Regions from separate parts of the Homo sapiens genome. Here region 1 is linked to region 2. Evidence: chromatin loops called from intact Hi-C (ENCODE). Cell type or tissue: heart left ventricle. All regions are shown on one strand.

Evidence for each region. Hi-C counts contacts between places; a loop is a spot of excess contacts. Peaks named below come from ENCODE experiments on the same cell type or tissue, not always from the same donor. Only the 100,000 strongest peaks of a DNase experiment are listed, where the experiment ranks them.
Region 1: it touches region 2 in a loop (6-fold over the local background); 100 of 110 quality-filtered maps call a loop at or near these places.

The regions. Positions count from the first base shown.
Region 1 is chr1:201,556,227-201,564,226 of GRCh38, reverse strand. The region is part of intron 1 of NAV1 (neuron navigator 1); the gene reads right to left. Among named protein-coding and RNA genes, the nearest start is that of NAV1, 21 kb to the right of the region's middle. In heart left ventricle, a CTCF peak has its summit at 4,407 (motif pointing left); a DNase peak (open chromatin) is centred at 4,356; H3K4me3 peaks cover 537 bases; H3K27ac peaks cover 1,619 bases.
Region 2 is chr1:201,789,157-201,797,156 of GRCh38, reverse strand. NAV1 (neuron navigator 1) reads right to left here. Exons shown (of 34, transcript NM_001389617.1): 15 at 7,365-7,417; 16 at 6,580-6,603; 17 at 6,391-6,468; 18 at 3,282-3,365; 19 at 2,580-2,691. The region is part of intron 2 of IPO9-AS1 (IPO9 antisense RNA 1); the gene reads left to right. Among named protein-coding and RNA genes, the nearest start is that of MIR1231, 15 kb to the left of the region's middle. In heart left ventricle, CTCF peaks have their summits at 1,916 and 3,930 (motif pointing right); DNase peaks (open chromatin) are centred at 3,926 and 5,196; H3K27ac peaks cover 5,027 bases.

The DNA of each region.
Region 1 (8,000 bases), 230 kb after region 2:
TGACCATCTACAATGAGCCAGACCCTGTGCCAGGGCCGAGGATGCCTGCCTGCCTGCCTGCCTGCCTTCCTTCCTTCCTTTCTTCCTCCCTCCCTCCCTCCTTCTTTCCTTTCTTCTTTCTTTCTTTTTTGAGACACAGTCTTGCTCTGTCACCCAGGCTGGAGTGCAGTGGTGCTAGCATGGCTCACCGCAGCCTCAACCTCTGGGACTCAAGAGATCTTCCCACTCCAGCCTCCTGAGTAGTTAGGGCTACAGGGACACACTACCATGCCTGGCTAATTTTTTAAATTTCTTGTAGAGACGGGGGTCTTGCTATGTTGCCCAGGCTGATCTCAAACTCTTTGGCTGATGTGATTCTCCTGCCTTGGCCTCACAAAGTGTTGGGATTACAAGTGTGAGCCACCACTTCTGGCCAGGAATTTACGGTCCAAAGAGAATCGGATCCCAACCAGATCTGCCTGCCTGCAAAGCTTCTGCTTGTCAGGGCCACAGCATTCTGCCTTCGCAGGTCTTTCACATGTTACCTCATTCTACCCCTACAATAACACACTGAAATAGGGATCCATGCCCTCATTTTGCTGATGAGAAAACTGAGGCTCAGAGAAGTGGGGTGTTAGCCAAAGGGCCCCCAGGTGGTCATATCAGGCCCAGAACTCAAGCTCCTGGCATCCAATTCCAGATTCTGGGTTCTTCCTTACCTCTGATGTGGAGGGATCCTGCAGGCTTTCCTTGCTGTACCTGTGGCACTTGAAGCAGACATGTGGGGTACCCCACCAAGCAGTGTCTTGGGGATTGTGGTCTCGTATGCTTTTCTCTGGGCCCAGTTCCAACATCTCCCAGAAAGATACATCTCCCAGAAAGATACACCAGAAAAAAAATCGTGTTGGGTCAGTGGCACCTGTGGGACGAGTTAACGCCCCCTCTGCCATCCAGGCTGGGTCCCGGCGTCCGGACGCTCTTCGAGGGGCTGTTTCCTGAGGACAAATGTTTCCTGCTGCCGCGGATGCACAGGGGGAGCGTGACCAGGGGCAGCTAGCCCTGAGTCGCACCACCAGCTTGCTAAGCATGTCTGCACCCTCTGACGATCCGGTCACCTCTTCATTAGTCTGTAGCTTCCCCCACACATCCTCTCTTAGGACTTGACAAAAGGCCAGGATATTTCAATTGGGAGGCTCAGGCCACTCTAAATACTCATAACCACCCACTCTGGCAAAAACTATTTACTATGCGTGTTCCTGTGCATTACCTCACTGATTCACCCACCGTCCTAGGCTGTTATCATCCCTACTTTTCAGAAAAGGAAACTGATGCTCAGACAGATCCCGTGATCCAACAGCATCCAGGATCTGGACTGAGGTATTGGACTTCTGGTGACTCACTGGTTCCCTACTGACAGGCTCTGTAGGCAGGGCCTGCCCCACCCCTCCCTGCCTGCTCCCTTCCATCCACCAGGCCCAGGAGAGAGCACCAACCGCCTAGAAGTACCCTGCAAGCTAAAACAGAAAGAGATGCCACATTCTGCTCTCATACAGTCCTAGAATGACCTGCTTAATATTATATCTTAAGCTCCACTCAGAAGGAAGCTTGGAGCTTTCAGAAAGCAGTTTCAAAAGTGATCAGTCCTGCCGGGATCCTTTCAGACCATACAGTGTCCAAGGCAAAGGACCACTGCCCACCTGGGCCTGGCCCACTAACCCTGTCCTGCCCAGGGCTCAGGAGGCCCAGCTGCTGAGGGGTTGCTGTGATGGAGGAGTGAGTCATGGGGCCTGGAATCTGAAGCCTTCCAGACCTTCGCCCATCCCAGCCAACTTCACATCTGCCATCCAGATGTCTCCACTTCGGAAATGCTTTCTACCAACTAGGACCCAAGGTCGGGGGGCATACTTGACCTTAGAAAAATACCTTCAGGTTGGGTTTGGTGGCTCATGCCTGTAATTCCAGCACTTTTGGGGCTGAAAGGCCAGAGGATCACTTGAGCCCAGGAGTTCGAGACCAGCCTAGGCAACATAGTGAGACTTCCCAACCCAGCTGTCTCTACAAAAAAAAAAAAAAAAATTAGCCAGGCAAGGTGGTGTGTGCCTGTAGTCTCAGCTACTTAGGAGGCTAAGGTGGGAGAACCGCCTGAGCCCAGGAGTTCAAGGCTGCAGTGAGCTATGATGGTGCCGCTGCACTCCAGCCTGGGTGACAGAGCAAGACCTTGTCTCTAAAAAAACCGAAAAATAAATAGGAATAAATAAATAAAAAATACCTTCAGAACCTCCTTGGTCTCCTTGGTTGATTCTCAAACCTAAACCTAACTGGGTGCCTTTGTTCCAACCATTGATAGTCTCATGCTGTGACCAAGCTTACTGCCTAAGGGCCCTGAACATGGGGGATCTGATGGAGGAACAGAGCCCCAGCCTGCAGGGAGTTCCCAGGCTGATGGGCAAGGCACAGTTCCTAATCTCATGGAGGCCCCAGGCTGAGTAGGGAACACAGCCAAACACAGCCTTGTCCTTAACCAGATCCTACACTAATGGAAGAGACAGAACCCTGCCCCCAGGAAGCCTACTGCCTAATAGGGAAAAACTTCTGTATCTGTGGGGAGCTTCCAATGTCCAGAAAAAAAGGACTCAGAAGAAAAATCTAGAAACATGGATAATGGAAGTGAAGGAAACTAACTTTTATTGAATGTCTAGCATATGCCAGCTACTATACAGATTTAATCTTCTTTAATTCTCACAATTACCTCATTTACAGTCAAGGAAACTAAAGCACCCTGGTTAGTTACCCAGCTAGTAAGTAAGTAAGTAACAGAATCAGGATTTGAACTCAGATCTGTGCAGCTCCCACATCCTGTTTTTGCGTAACACCATGTGTGATGGGGCAGATTCGTTTACCTTCTTTTCCCACATCACCCTTTAGGCTGGGAGCTAGTTCTTGTTTCCTGTTGCAAATCACCATTCTCACAACACTAAAAATTACTACACTTAGGACTACTTCATTGACTGACAATATCCCACTGTCCCAGCAGCAAGAGGGACTGCCGACTCTGTCCCTTTAAAATGAAGAGAAGGACTCACAAAGGAGCTCCCATCCTCCACTAGCAAGGGGTCCCACCCACCACAGAGGCAAGCTGTGGTCAAGGCAGGGGCTTCTTGGGGTCTCATGGAGAAAAGGTTCAGAAATCAAAGCCCCACCCCAGGTTGGTCCCAAGCCAGTCACTGGATGAACACACTCCCTGGTACCTGTGGAAAGAGTAGCGACTGCTGCACGCCACTGGAAAGCCTGTGGTGGTGGCAAATGCAACGGAAATGCTGACTATGTTCCCTGAGCCCACTGTCTGCTTTGTGGCACCCAGGGCTGGCCTGGAATAGCAGCCTGGCCTTCCCGTCATTGTGCTGGAGCTCTGGGAGGTCTCGGCTCATGGCAAGGATCCACAGATCCCAAAGCCTTCTGTGGCTCCTCAGTCCCAGGGAAGGGGCTCTGCAGAGACAGGAGATAAAAATGCTGCCACGCAGCAACAGAGATGCACATCTGTACAAACATCAGTGTCTTTCCACGGGAACAGTGACTTGGGCATTGAAGGACTGGGAGACAGGATTTCATTAAATATCCTGTTTCTCAGGGCCTGCTGTGGGGCAAGAGCTCTGGCAAGGAACCTAGGGTCCATTGCCAATTCCAGCTCCTCCTCTGCTTCTCTCTGGCACCCCAAACACCCCGGATGCAGGGTCACTGGGCTCTTGCCTGTTGGTCACCACACCAGGATGGCCAAGGCTAGACCACTAGTAGTTTGGGATCTTCAATGGGGCAAGTTGTTCTGGCCTGGCAGGAGGGATATGCTGATGGTGGAGGGGAAGCTGGCGCTGGCTAAGGGGTCCATAACCCAAAGGGAAGAAGATTCCATAAGAAGCAGCAGCCAGGCTGAAAAATTATTGACCTTTTGCTCTTGCCATCAAATAGCATTCTAGCCTGTCCCATACTCTATCACCCAAGATCCTTAATGGGTTTTACATCCTGAAAAAAATGAAAGTTACATGAGAGAAAGCAAGAATCTTGGTTTTTGTTGAGGAGGGGTGTGGTTTATAGAAGATGGAACCTAAATCAAGAATAGGAGAGTTTTTTGATACCACCCAGCAAGGCAGAGGCAAACACAACACAGAGAGACAGATACGGTTCTGCTCTTCCCATCCTCTGAACTTCCTCGGCCGCCCTACCCTGCCTGGCTTCCCGCACAGTGCAGGACTGCCCCAGCCTGAGCCTCTCACCCCAACTTTCTTCCAGTCTGAGAAGGAGGGGACACGTGCCTGTGGGACCTGCTTCCTTAGCCCACAAGATGCAGAGCTGCGAGCTGCCTGCATAGGAGAGGAGGGCGTGGGGATCGGGCTGGGTTCTGCTGGGCAACTGCACCCTCTGGTGGCGGCAACAGGAAGATGCAAGGCCATGCAGACAAAGGCCGAACCAGATTCTTCCTCCTTCCCAGAATCCCTCTACACCGCCTTTATTAAGCACCTATTGGCGGATGGCACGGGGTTCTGTCCAAAGAGAAGTGGATGGACACTGCACTGTTCTTAAGGGCTGCTAAATGAAACCTGCACAGGAGAAAGGAGGCTAATCCTTCCACAGCTCTGGGCTAACAGGCCTTCCCTTTCCTCACACTCCAGCTTCAGCGATCAGTGCTTCAATGGACAATTTTGCTGCCCTCTGCCCACATGCATGGCACCTCGACCATCATCTCGGACAAAGCTTCTCACCTCCATCAAAACCCTGCTCCCAGTCGTAACTCTAAGGACCCTCAGCCTCCCCCAACCTACAAGAGACTTAAAAGCAGCAACTGTTGGAAGAGCACTGTTCCTGGTGGTTTATGTGCGAGTCTCCAGTGTCAGATCCTCCAAGGGTGTGCTTCTGGTCTCTCCAAATGGATGGGGAGCTTCTCAAGGGCAGGAAACATTTATTGAGCATCTATTTCATAGCCAGGCCCTTTATAACCACAATTCATGGTAGCCTCTCGGCAGGCCCGTAAGGACCATAAATAACCCCCAATTTACAGAGGGGAAACGGGCTCCAGAAGGCCAAGAGCTATCAACAACCCCTTTCCATATGCCTGGCGCTATGCTAAAGGTGTTATACGCGTTATCTCCTTCAATCCTTGTGAACAAGGTTATCCAATGAGCTAGGTTAAAATTATTCCCATTTTACAGATGAAGGTGTTGGGGCTCAGAAAACGATACCCCATAATATGGCCTTTTGACATGCTGAACTAAAGAAGCAGACTCAAGGTACCTCTGACTTCCCCCACCCCAACTCCTGCCTCTCAATCATCCATCTTTCTCAAAGCACAGGATGAGACTATTCTCTGGAATTCTCTTATCTCCCTAGAAGCCAGACCCCAAAGAGGAACACAATTGCTTTTGATTCCTTCCCTGAAGTTTTATTAACCATAGAAGATTAAAATTCATATCACAGAGGAAGAGACTGAAAATTAAACACCACACCTGTGCCGGGCGCGGTGGCTCACGCCTGTAATCCCAGCACTTTGGGAGGCCGAGGCGGGTGGATCACGAGGTCAGGAGTTCAAGACCAGCCTGACCAACGTGGTGAGACCCCGTCTCTACCAAAAATACAAAAATTAGCCAGCGTGGTGGTGTGCGCCTGTAATCCCAGCTACTCAGGAGGCTGAGACAGGAGAATCGCTTGAACCCGCGAGGCAGATGTTGCAGTGAGCCGAGATTGTGCCACTGCACTCCAGCCTGGGCGACAGAGCAAGATTCCATCTCAAAACAAACAAACAAAAAACACCACACCTAGATCCCAGACAAATTTTGTCCCAAACCAGTGTTCGTTCTTTGGTTCCATTCAATTCCCAAAGAGAATGATTTACTAACCATTATCTGAGCACTGGGCTCATTCATTTCCCCGAAAAATCACTGCCTACTCTTCAAAATGGCCATATGGCCCGCATTTCCCCTTCCCCTATGTAGAAGGGTATATAAGCCTCTGGACCTCACTGGGTTATGGAGTGACCATTCTCCTGTGATTCCCATGAGCTTATGCACGTTAAATAAGTTTATCTGCCTTTTATCTACATATCGTCAGTTTATTTTCAGTGAAGTTTCAGAGGGTGGTGGGAAAGCTTTCCCTTGGCTCCTACAAAGCACGAAAACATTGAGGGGATAAATAATATGCACGAAGTCGCACAGCTAGGAAGAGGCAGCAGGATAGAAACCCAGTTCTGTTTCACCCTTATTCTTATCCCTGGTTTCTGTTTTTGTTTTTTGGAGTCCAGGCCTCCTCCTTTCTGCCCCTCCAAGCCCCTTGCGCAGGGTTCCATGCACAGCTCAGTCACCGCCCAGCACATAGATGGCTTCCTTTCCGCAGCCCCTGAGGAGTCCTTTCGTCCTTCTACAGCCAACTCCAGAAACTACATAGAGTGCTTTCTTCCTGTCTCTCTTCATCCCTTCCACTCCTATTGGAACAAAACCACGTTTGACATTTCTCAGCATTATTACATTAAACAGGCTGGATCTCAGCCAGCTATTTCTGGGCTTTAATTACTTGTTCTATCTAGCCTAAGTGGTGTGGGCAAGCCGGTCCTCAGTTAACCCACCTGAAAACTGGGAAGATCAGGAACTATCTCCTAGAATTTGATTACCAGCCAAGGACGGTGCTAATTTGGAGGTGGTAGTTAAGTGTTTTGGGGAGGCTGGGTGGTTTCTGACTTTAATTCTCTCTAAGACTAGCCCAGGGGAACCTCTGGGGCCACAGTGCAGCTTTGTAAGTGATCTCCCCATGGGGAGTAAATGTCCTGGAATCAAGCCCTAAGGCAGGCCCCTAATTCCTTGCATGTGTGATTGGGCACACAAGCCTCAGGACACGTCTGAAGGCTGTCCTGTGGGCTGTGCTGAAGGACATTGGACAAGCACATCCCCCAACCCTTTGTCTTTCTTCCAGAATCTCTTGCATTGTTTCACAAAAGGAGCAGCACAGAAGTTGAAATTCACCCAGGCACCTCAGAGGGCATTGGGCTCCTGCCTCAGGTACTAATTGCAATCCAATCTGGCTGAATGATTGGGGCTGAAATGTGGCATTTCACCATCACAGTTGGTGCCGTGGGAATGCATAGAAATCTTCAACTTGACACCAAACTGGACTTCCCTAGGGCTTCCTAAGAGAAACAGTAGATCATTTTCATCTCAGCCCCCTCCAAGCCTTAAGTGGGGGCCCTGTGGTCTGGCAGGATCATGGAGTCAGGGTTCCCGGGACCCTGGCTGACTCATCTTCCTCCTTTGCACCAGAGACGAGTCTACTGGTCTGAGCTTTTGCCTGAGATATTTGCCCGTAGAATTAAGCCCCTGTTTTTACAGGGGGAACACTAATGATTTTCTAGGGCTCTCCATTGAGAGGTCACTTGAGACCCGTTTTCCACACAGGCATTTGGAGGATGGTGCTCTTTGCTGGTGAGGAGAGGGGCATTTCTCCAGAGAGGGCCCCAAGGACTGGTGGCAAGCCTCTATGGAGGGGGCAGGGCTGGTCCTTAGACCTCTGCTGCTGGCCCAGGTTGGACTAAGGTTGGGGCTAGGACAGCAGAGGGGAAGAGTCCAAGTATTTTTCTCCCCTTGCCTGGAAGGCCCCCCAGTTCCCTCCCCTCCAACCCAGTCTTTGCCTGACTTAATTCCTGCAAGCCCAGGAGGAGGAATTCACCTCCCAAGAGGCCCTTCCTGCCCCTCCAGGGGTTACAGTCCCTCCACTGTCCCCCCACTGTCCTGAGCTATTACAACTGGGGTGTAATCACTGGTTTGCTTACCAGACCTTTTTTTTTTTTTCTTTTTTGAGACAGGGTCTTCCTCTGTCCCCCAGGCTGGAGTGCAGTGGTGCGATCTCAGCTCATTGCAACCTCTGCCTCCCAGGTTCAAGAAAGTCTCCTGCCTCAGCCTCCCGAGTAGCTGGGACTACAGACACCCACCACCATGCCCGACTAATTTTTTTATTTTTATTTTTTGTAGAGATGGGGACTCTGTATG
Region 2 (8,000 bases):
GTACAAAAATTTACTAAAAATGGAACAAAGACCTAAAACTAAAAAAAAATTTAGAAGGAATTCCAGGAGTAAGTCTTCATGACCCTGGATTAGGCAATAATTTCTTAGATACAGCACCTAAAGCACAAGTAGCCAAAGGAAAAAACTAGATAAATGATGCCTCATGAAAATGGAAAACTTTTGTTCTTCAAAGAATATTTTCAAGAAAGCAAAACAGCAACCCATACAATGAGAGAAACTATTTTTCAAATCATGTGTCTGATAAGGGTCTAATATTCAGAATTATTAAAAAACTCTTAAAGCTCAACAACAAAAGACAAATAACCTGATTTTAAAAGTGGGCCAAGGATTTGAATACACATTTCTCCATAAAGACATACAAATAGCAAATAAGCACATGAAAAGATGCTTGGTATTAGCCATTAAGAATATGAAAATCAAAACCACAACGAGATACCACCTCACACCCACTAAGCTAGCTATTACAAAAAAGAGGTCAGTAAGTGTTAGCAAGAATGTGGAGCTATAAGGGCTGGGTGTGTGGCTCACGCCTGTAATCCCAGCACTTTGGGACGCCGAGGTGGGCGGATCACTGCAGGTCAGGAGTTCGAGACTAGCCTGGCCAACATGGTGAAACCCTGTCTCTACTAAAAATGCAAACAAATAATTAGCTGGGTGTGGTGGCGGGCACCTGTAATCCCAGCTTCTCAGGAGGCTGAGGCAGGAGAATTACTTGAACCTGGGAGGCGGAGGTTGCAGTGAGCCAAGATTGCACCATTGCACTCCAGCCTGGCCAACAGAGTGAGACTCCATCTCAAAAAAACAAAAACAAAGAATGTGGAGATATCGGCACCCTCATATGCTGCTGACAGGAATGTAAAATGGTGTAGCTGCTCTGGAAAACAGCTTGCCAATTCCTCAAAAAGTCAAACATAGAGTTACCATATGACCCAGCAATTCCACTTCTAGGTATATACCCCAGAGAACAAAAAACATATGTCCACACACAAACTTGTACATGAATGTTTATGGCAGCATTATTCATAATAGGCAAAAAGTGAAAACAACTCAATGCCTACCTATCAACTGATGAACAGCTAAACAAACTGTGGTATATCCACACAATGGAATATTATTCAGCCACAAAAAGGAATGAAGTGTGGATACATGACACAACATGGATGAGTCTTAAAAACACTTTGCTAACATGGTGAAACCCCATCTCTACTAAAAATACAAAAATTAGCCAGGCATGGTGGCATGCGCCTGTAGTCCCAGCTACTTAGGAGGCTGAGGCAGGAGAATTGCTTGAACCTGGGAGGCGGAGGCTGTGGTAAGCTGAGATCACGCCACTGCACTCCAGCCTGGGCAACAGAGTGAGACTCCGACTCAAAAAAAAAAAAAAAAAGGAAAATAAGTACTAAAAATTGTAAGTTGGATTTTGGAAAAATGGGAGTCACTGGTGACTGCAGTGAAAGTGTTTTTGGTAGAATGATGGTGACAGAAGCATAATTATAGTGGGGTTAGGTGTGAAAGGGAGGTGGAAATGTAGGATCGACTGGAGGAAGCAAAGAAATAAGATTATAGTTAGAACATAGATTGATACATCTTTCCCCTTTAACATACAAGAGCCTTTGGCAGGTTTATAAGCAGGGAAGGAATGAATAGAGCATAAGAGATTAGAGAGGTAGAAAAGGGCATGTGTTGGGTAAAGGGGGGTTGTATGGTTGCTAAAGAGGGCATCCCAAAACATTAGATAAGCGGTCACTCTTGGCCAGAAGGGATGAATCCTTCCAACAAAATGGAGACAAATAAATAAGTATTGGATGAATATAAACGCATGGAGTGGGGAAAAGTCAATGGAGTTCTCTCTTGAAAATGTTCATTTTCTTAACTAAGGGGGGCGCCAAAGCTATGTTCAGAGTAAGGCAAATCAGTGGTGGAATGAGGAGCTTGAAAAAAGCAATGAAAGCTGGGAATCACTGGTAGTGGAATAAAAAAGAAAACTGACTGTGGACAAGTAAGAGGACTGCCAAGGTATCTTGAAGACCTGACTGGAGTTAGAGATCACAGATTTTGTGGCATCAGACTCCCATCCATCTTGACTTCTGTAGCAAAGCTTGACTGGTTACTAAACGTCCAGGCTAACTTGCCATTTCAGCACCATATAACCTATGTGAGCTTTGGTTGTTTCATTGGAAGAGTAGTTGGAGAACTAAAGTGAGGATCAAATAAGATTGTTTGTGTGTGTGTGGACACACAACACATTTGCATAAAAATGTAAAGGGCTATTTTAACGATGGTCTTTGATGGCTCTTTGGCCGTGAGGTAAAGGTTAAGGAGAGGACCCCTGGGGCTTACAGGTCTCCTCTACTTGCCTTCATGCCCTAGGAAGCTGGGGTCATGCCCCTGGTACTCCTCACTGACCAGTCCAGACATCACACTAAAGGGTATCTAAAGGCCCTCACCTTCTAGAGACTTGATATAGGACTTGGAATACTATGGGCCCAGATAAAAATCTGTAATACTCTTACTTTCCTGCTCCCTGTTCCCTCTCAATCTGTGGCTGGATGTCCTACCTTTGGGTGTGGTTTCTGAGGCATTAAGGGCTCCCTGAATGACTGCCTGGGCCTCAGAGTTCTTTTTCTTCAGAAAGTCTATGGTTTCTCGCAAATCCAGCAGCTCAGTGTCCTAAGAGAGAAATGAAAATAGCGTTGGCTGGGCACGGTGGCTCACACCTATAATCCCAGCACTTTGGGAGGCCGAGGTGGGCGGATCACCTGAGGTCAGGAGTTCAAGACCAGCCTGGCCACCTGGTCTCCATTAAAAATACAAAAATTAGCTGGGCGTGGTGGCGGGCACCTGTAATCCCAGCTACTTGGGAGGCTGAAGCAGGAGAATCGCTTGAACCTGGGAGGCAGAGTTTGCAGTTAGCCAAGATCGCGCCAGTGCACTCCAGCCTGGGTGACAAGAACGAAACTCCATCTCAAAAAAAGAAAACAGCGTCATTAGTTGGGATTAGCAGGAGCCCTGAGCCCTTATGATGTGTCAGGCAATGGGCGAGGCATTGGAATTCTGCAAAACTTGATAGAGAAGGGCAAGGAATTGGGATAAGGAATATGCTCACACTGTATTGGGGGGCAGATTGAGAATCCAGGGTGACAGTGAGGTGGGGAGAAACTGGCATTCATGAGCAAGAACAGATGGTCAGCTTCGGCCTCTCTGTCCAGGAGAACCCCCTCGCCGCACCCACCCCTCCCACCCTTTCCCAGGCCTCTCACCTTCTCCTCGGCCGTCTCTGCCAGGTGTCGCAGGCGGGATGTCATATTCACCAGGCTCTGCTCAAAAGCAGCCACCAGATTAGCCTGAAACAAACACAGAAAGAGATTGCTAAGTTGCATAAGGCTGGGGGAAAGGCAATAACTGACAATGGGAAATAGTTTTAACTGATTTCCTGTATCTCGGAGCTGACCAATGCCAGCAAACCTCTTGGTGGTTAAAAAAATATTGATTTTCCTGAGCAGACAAAGGGGAAATCAAAGAAATTTTCTGGTGGGAACCAGCTTCTTGAATAATGAAGCCAGGTTGAGGGTAGGGCAGGTTTCCAGAGGCTCCTGGAGACTTGAGATCTAAAACCTATCAACTACCAGAGGTAGGACTATCCCTCTGCTCTATGTGATATTTGGTGTGGCCAACTTGGTAGGCGGGCCATAGCCTCTGGGGTCGTTCCTATTATTTTGGTTTAACTCCTGCATTGTGGAGTGGGCCGGCCCCCAAGGGACCAAATAATCTCCTGGCAGAAACTATTTGGTGCGTTTCTTCCTCCTCTGCTACTCCACTGCTTCACCCTTTCTTGCTTTGCAGCTGCTCCTTGTTCCCGGATTCTCCAGGTTTGCAAGGCTGGAAGGAAACTGCAGAGGCATTCCACCGTTTGGCCACTAGGTGTCAGGTCTGTTTCATGAGGAGTGAAGGATACCAAAGGGCTCTCTGGATAAGAGGCAGGCTAGTTCGGAAAGGTGCTCAGTGGAGGAGCTAAGGCCACTTGGTTTGGCATAGTTTGACCTCTAGCTGGCCAACTGGCTGCAAGATGTATAGGCAAGGTAAAGGGAATGAGGCCGGGGGCTAGAAAGGGGAGCACTTGGGGATGGAGAAATAGCCATCGTGAGACTATCTGAGCAAGTTGGTGACCCTAGCAAGAAGTGGGCATACTCTGCGCAGCTCCTTCATGCAGAGCTCTAGGAAATCGACGGCACTCTCATGGCTCCTACTGGCTTACAATTCTCCCTCCCTGTTGGGTCAACTCTAGTTTTCATCCACTGCTCCGCATGTCTGGAGCCTACTTCATAGGACCAGGGCTGGAGGCAATCCCTTTAGTCCAGTTAGAGCCTCCTCTTGCACTTTTACTATAAATCTGTCAAGGCCTGGGCTCTGAGGAGATTATAATATGTCACAACCTGAGCAGTTTCCTTTCACCCACTGTGCAGGCAACATCTGTCTTCTTGACCTCAGGTCTTCTCTGGTTTGCTTCTCTACATCCTGCATGTCTGCTTGTAGACTCCTTGTAGTCCCTGGAAGACTACTCATGAGAGGCCCCAAGAACCCCTGTATGCTCTTCTGTGCTGCCTTTCCCCATCCAGGGGAACCCTTTTGCTCTGGCTGGGCTTTCTCCCCGCTCTCCCCTACACTTCCTCTCCCTACATTGACCCTTCCCTTAATCCCAACCCCAGACTAGGGTACCTGTAAGACCTCAGGGCTAAGCAGTGGTGCTGCAGAAAGGCTAGCATTTGAGAGGGGTAAAGTGGTCTGGGCCCCTACATCTAGGGTGTGCCCTCAGCTTTAGTGGCTAGGAAGTTCCATGGAACATGACAAAAGTTTGGTTTGGAGTCACGGAATCCTGAAGAGAGCTGTGGAACCTTCCTAGAGTCCCAGCATCCCATCTCCTGCTTGAGGGCAGGGTTCTGACCCTCGGCAAAAATCTGCCTTTAAGATGCAGAACCCACCGTGTCTGGGTGTTTAGTTTGTTCTCTCTTAGCCAAATGGAACTTCCTGTTCTAAGAAAAATCACCCTCTAAATTCAATTTCTTGGCTTCAGCCCAGCCTTGACAGCATGGTGGCTGACAGATTGCAGTGTAAATGAATCAGACATAATAATGTTCTCTGCCTCCCTGGCGCCTCTCCCCCCCAGCATCTCCCAGACATGAATTTCCTGGGGTGTGCAGGACGTGACCCAGGCCATTTGCTTTGGTGGGTGTGGCACAAGGGAGAGAAAAGATGGTTCTTGTTTATGTTACAATTCTTATGGGTCCCCCAAGAGTGGGAAAAAGTGCTTAACATGAGCTTCAAACAAACTGGTACAACTTATGAATTGAGGGTTTGGGAAAAGAGAATCGAGAGAATAACTAGTGTGGTGAGGGAACTGCTGCTGAAATGTGTTGGAAACATTCAGAATCTTGGTGGAGATTCTTCTACCTAATTCCGACGGATAGACCCCAGGCCTGACAGCTGGGTTCCCCAGAGAGGAAGGGCAGAGAGAAAACCAGAAACTACTGCGGAAATTGCAGACATGGTTACTTTTGTGCAAACACTTGGAAAGCTCCTGCAGATCCGGCTCAGCTGTTGTTTACAGCTTTGGGGGAAAATGGCTCTTATGTTCTCTGTTTGCAACTCAGTCACAGGGGAGAAAGTACCACAGCCTGGTTAGAGGAGGTGGCTTCATTTCTCCCCATGTCACAGGGTAGAAAAACTAAGGTCTAAAGAAATAGACTCGTTCTAAATGGAGGTACTGAGAGTAGAAACAAAGAATTCTAGCTCTCAACCTGAATTTCAGATTGTTTCTACCATCTGCCCAAGGAGACTGCTCAGAAAAGGCAGTTGGGAATGAAGGAGTCAGACCAGAATGGGAGTTAGGTTTCTCAGTAGTGTCGTGGTCACTAGACAGAATTCTAATGACCAATCATGTGCCTGCACAGTTACGTGGCATGAACAAAGACATGAACACCCCCCAGGGCAGTGGAAAGGCTCTAAGAGCCCTATAATTATAATCCATAACTGCTTTTGTCCATGGCCAATGGCAAGGTTGTTTCTGCCTCCATGCAGAACCACTGGTAATCAATCTTCTTCTCTTTCTCTAGGGAGCTCAGCCCATCAGACATGAACTCATCCATACCTATTAATTAGAGTAGAAGCAAAATGGTTCTTCATAAAAGTTGAGGCTCAGAGAAGGGGAAGAACAATCCCCTCGTCTTCTATCATAGAGCTGTGAAGAAGACGCATGCCCTTGACGTCTCAGTCCAGGGGATACCTTACCAGGTAGTTTTCCTCCCTTGGCTGAACTTGTCTAACGATAGTCAAAATAACTGCCTTGATCTTTCCGTACTTCATGGCACTCACATTGGCAGAAAGCTGAGACGTCAAGGTGGCCACTTTTTCCTGGGATGATTCCAGTTCCCTACGAAGCTTCCGGATTTGCTGTAAAAGGAAGAGAAATACAAACTACTGGCTGCAGAAGCTGTATAAGATTTGGAAGGAAAATGAGGTGCAGTGATGTTAACAAGCAGAGACAAAGGCTTTCCACCCTACCTCAGATTGCATCCTCTCCTCAGCCTGAAGAAGGGAGCACAGAAGGAGAGAAAGAGAGAGAAAGGAAGTAGTTACTATGGAGGTGAAGAAGTCAGGTCCCAGTGGCAGGGTAGGAAATGTGAAGAAGCATGACTCAGAGGTGCAGAGAGGCTGAAACTCTTGTTTCCTGGCCCTGGCTCCTCACAGGACTCGGCTCAGATCTATACTAGGGTTTCAATAAAAGATTTCTTTGGAGCTCATCTCCAGCAAACTTTGTCATTGCCAAAAAGGCTAGGAAATGAGACTTTGGTTGGTTTGAGAACTAACGGTTATTGCCAGCAACTTGGAGTAAAGAATTAGGAGCAAAACAAATCTACAAATCAAGAAATGCCTAATAGCCAAATGCTGTGGCTGGTGCCCCACAATAAACACTTGGTCACTTCTAGGGTTCTGGAGTCCGGGTCCTAGAAATCTATTCATCTCACCTTCATAAAAGCTTCCCATCTACCATGGCACAGAAAGGGCTTGCTAACATGGGGATTCTCCATTTTTCAAAGGAGGGGAACAAAAATCACCAGAGTTGCTCAGGAGCTGGTGGTGGGGCCAGAAAGACCACTGAGGACCTGAGGCACCCAAGTGAATGCTACAAGCTCTAGGTGCCTCCCCCATTCCCACCCCAATGGGTACAGTGAAGAGCCAGCAGTGCCCCCATCCCCCGCCCAGTTACCCAACTCCAAGGAGGTTCTAGGGAGCATGGGATGGTAGAGGGGAGGGGATGAGAGGGGAAGAGAAGTTAATGCTCTTACTGAGGAGTAGGTGGAGGAGGCACTGGAGGCCAGGGACAGCACTGAGCCGTGAACTGAAAGAGAAGGAGAACACAAAGAGTTAACAGTGGGTTCCAGGGACAAGGGGTTTTTGGAAGACTCCCTAAGGCAGGAGTTTGGATTGTGATTCTGGAGGGCATCTGGAGCAAACAGAAAGAACAGAGTAGGGAACCCAGCTGGTATCAAAACAGCCCAAAGCAAGGTCTTGAGTCAAGCTAGCCTCCTCTTTCAGCCTACATTCTCTGGCAGCCTGGGTATGGCAGTCCCTTGCTTAGCCCGCTCTGAGGGGCACGGGGTTTCAGAGAAGGGAAAGGAGACTTTCATGGATAGTCATCATCTTATCTTCCCAGTCAGGAAAGCACCTTAGCCGCAGGAGAGGGGAGTTTCTCATCAGAGTTGCTCAGAACAAATACTGAAATTCTGCCCGCGCCTCCTCCTCTCAGCACTGGGGGATGTGCTTAGGATCTTGGGGATCATTCAGATGAAAACAATATTTAAGTGAGGAATATGCATTCTGATTATTCAGTAGAACCTATGGTGAGAACTAAAGCATGTCTGTAGCAGATGCCTCCTGGAATGACCATCTTGAAAATAATAATGGGAGAGCTAACCTGCCAT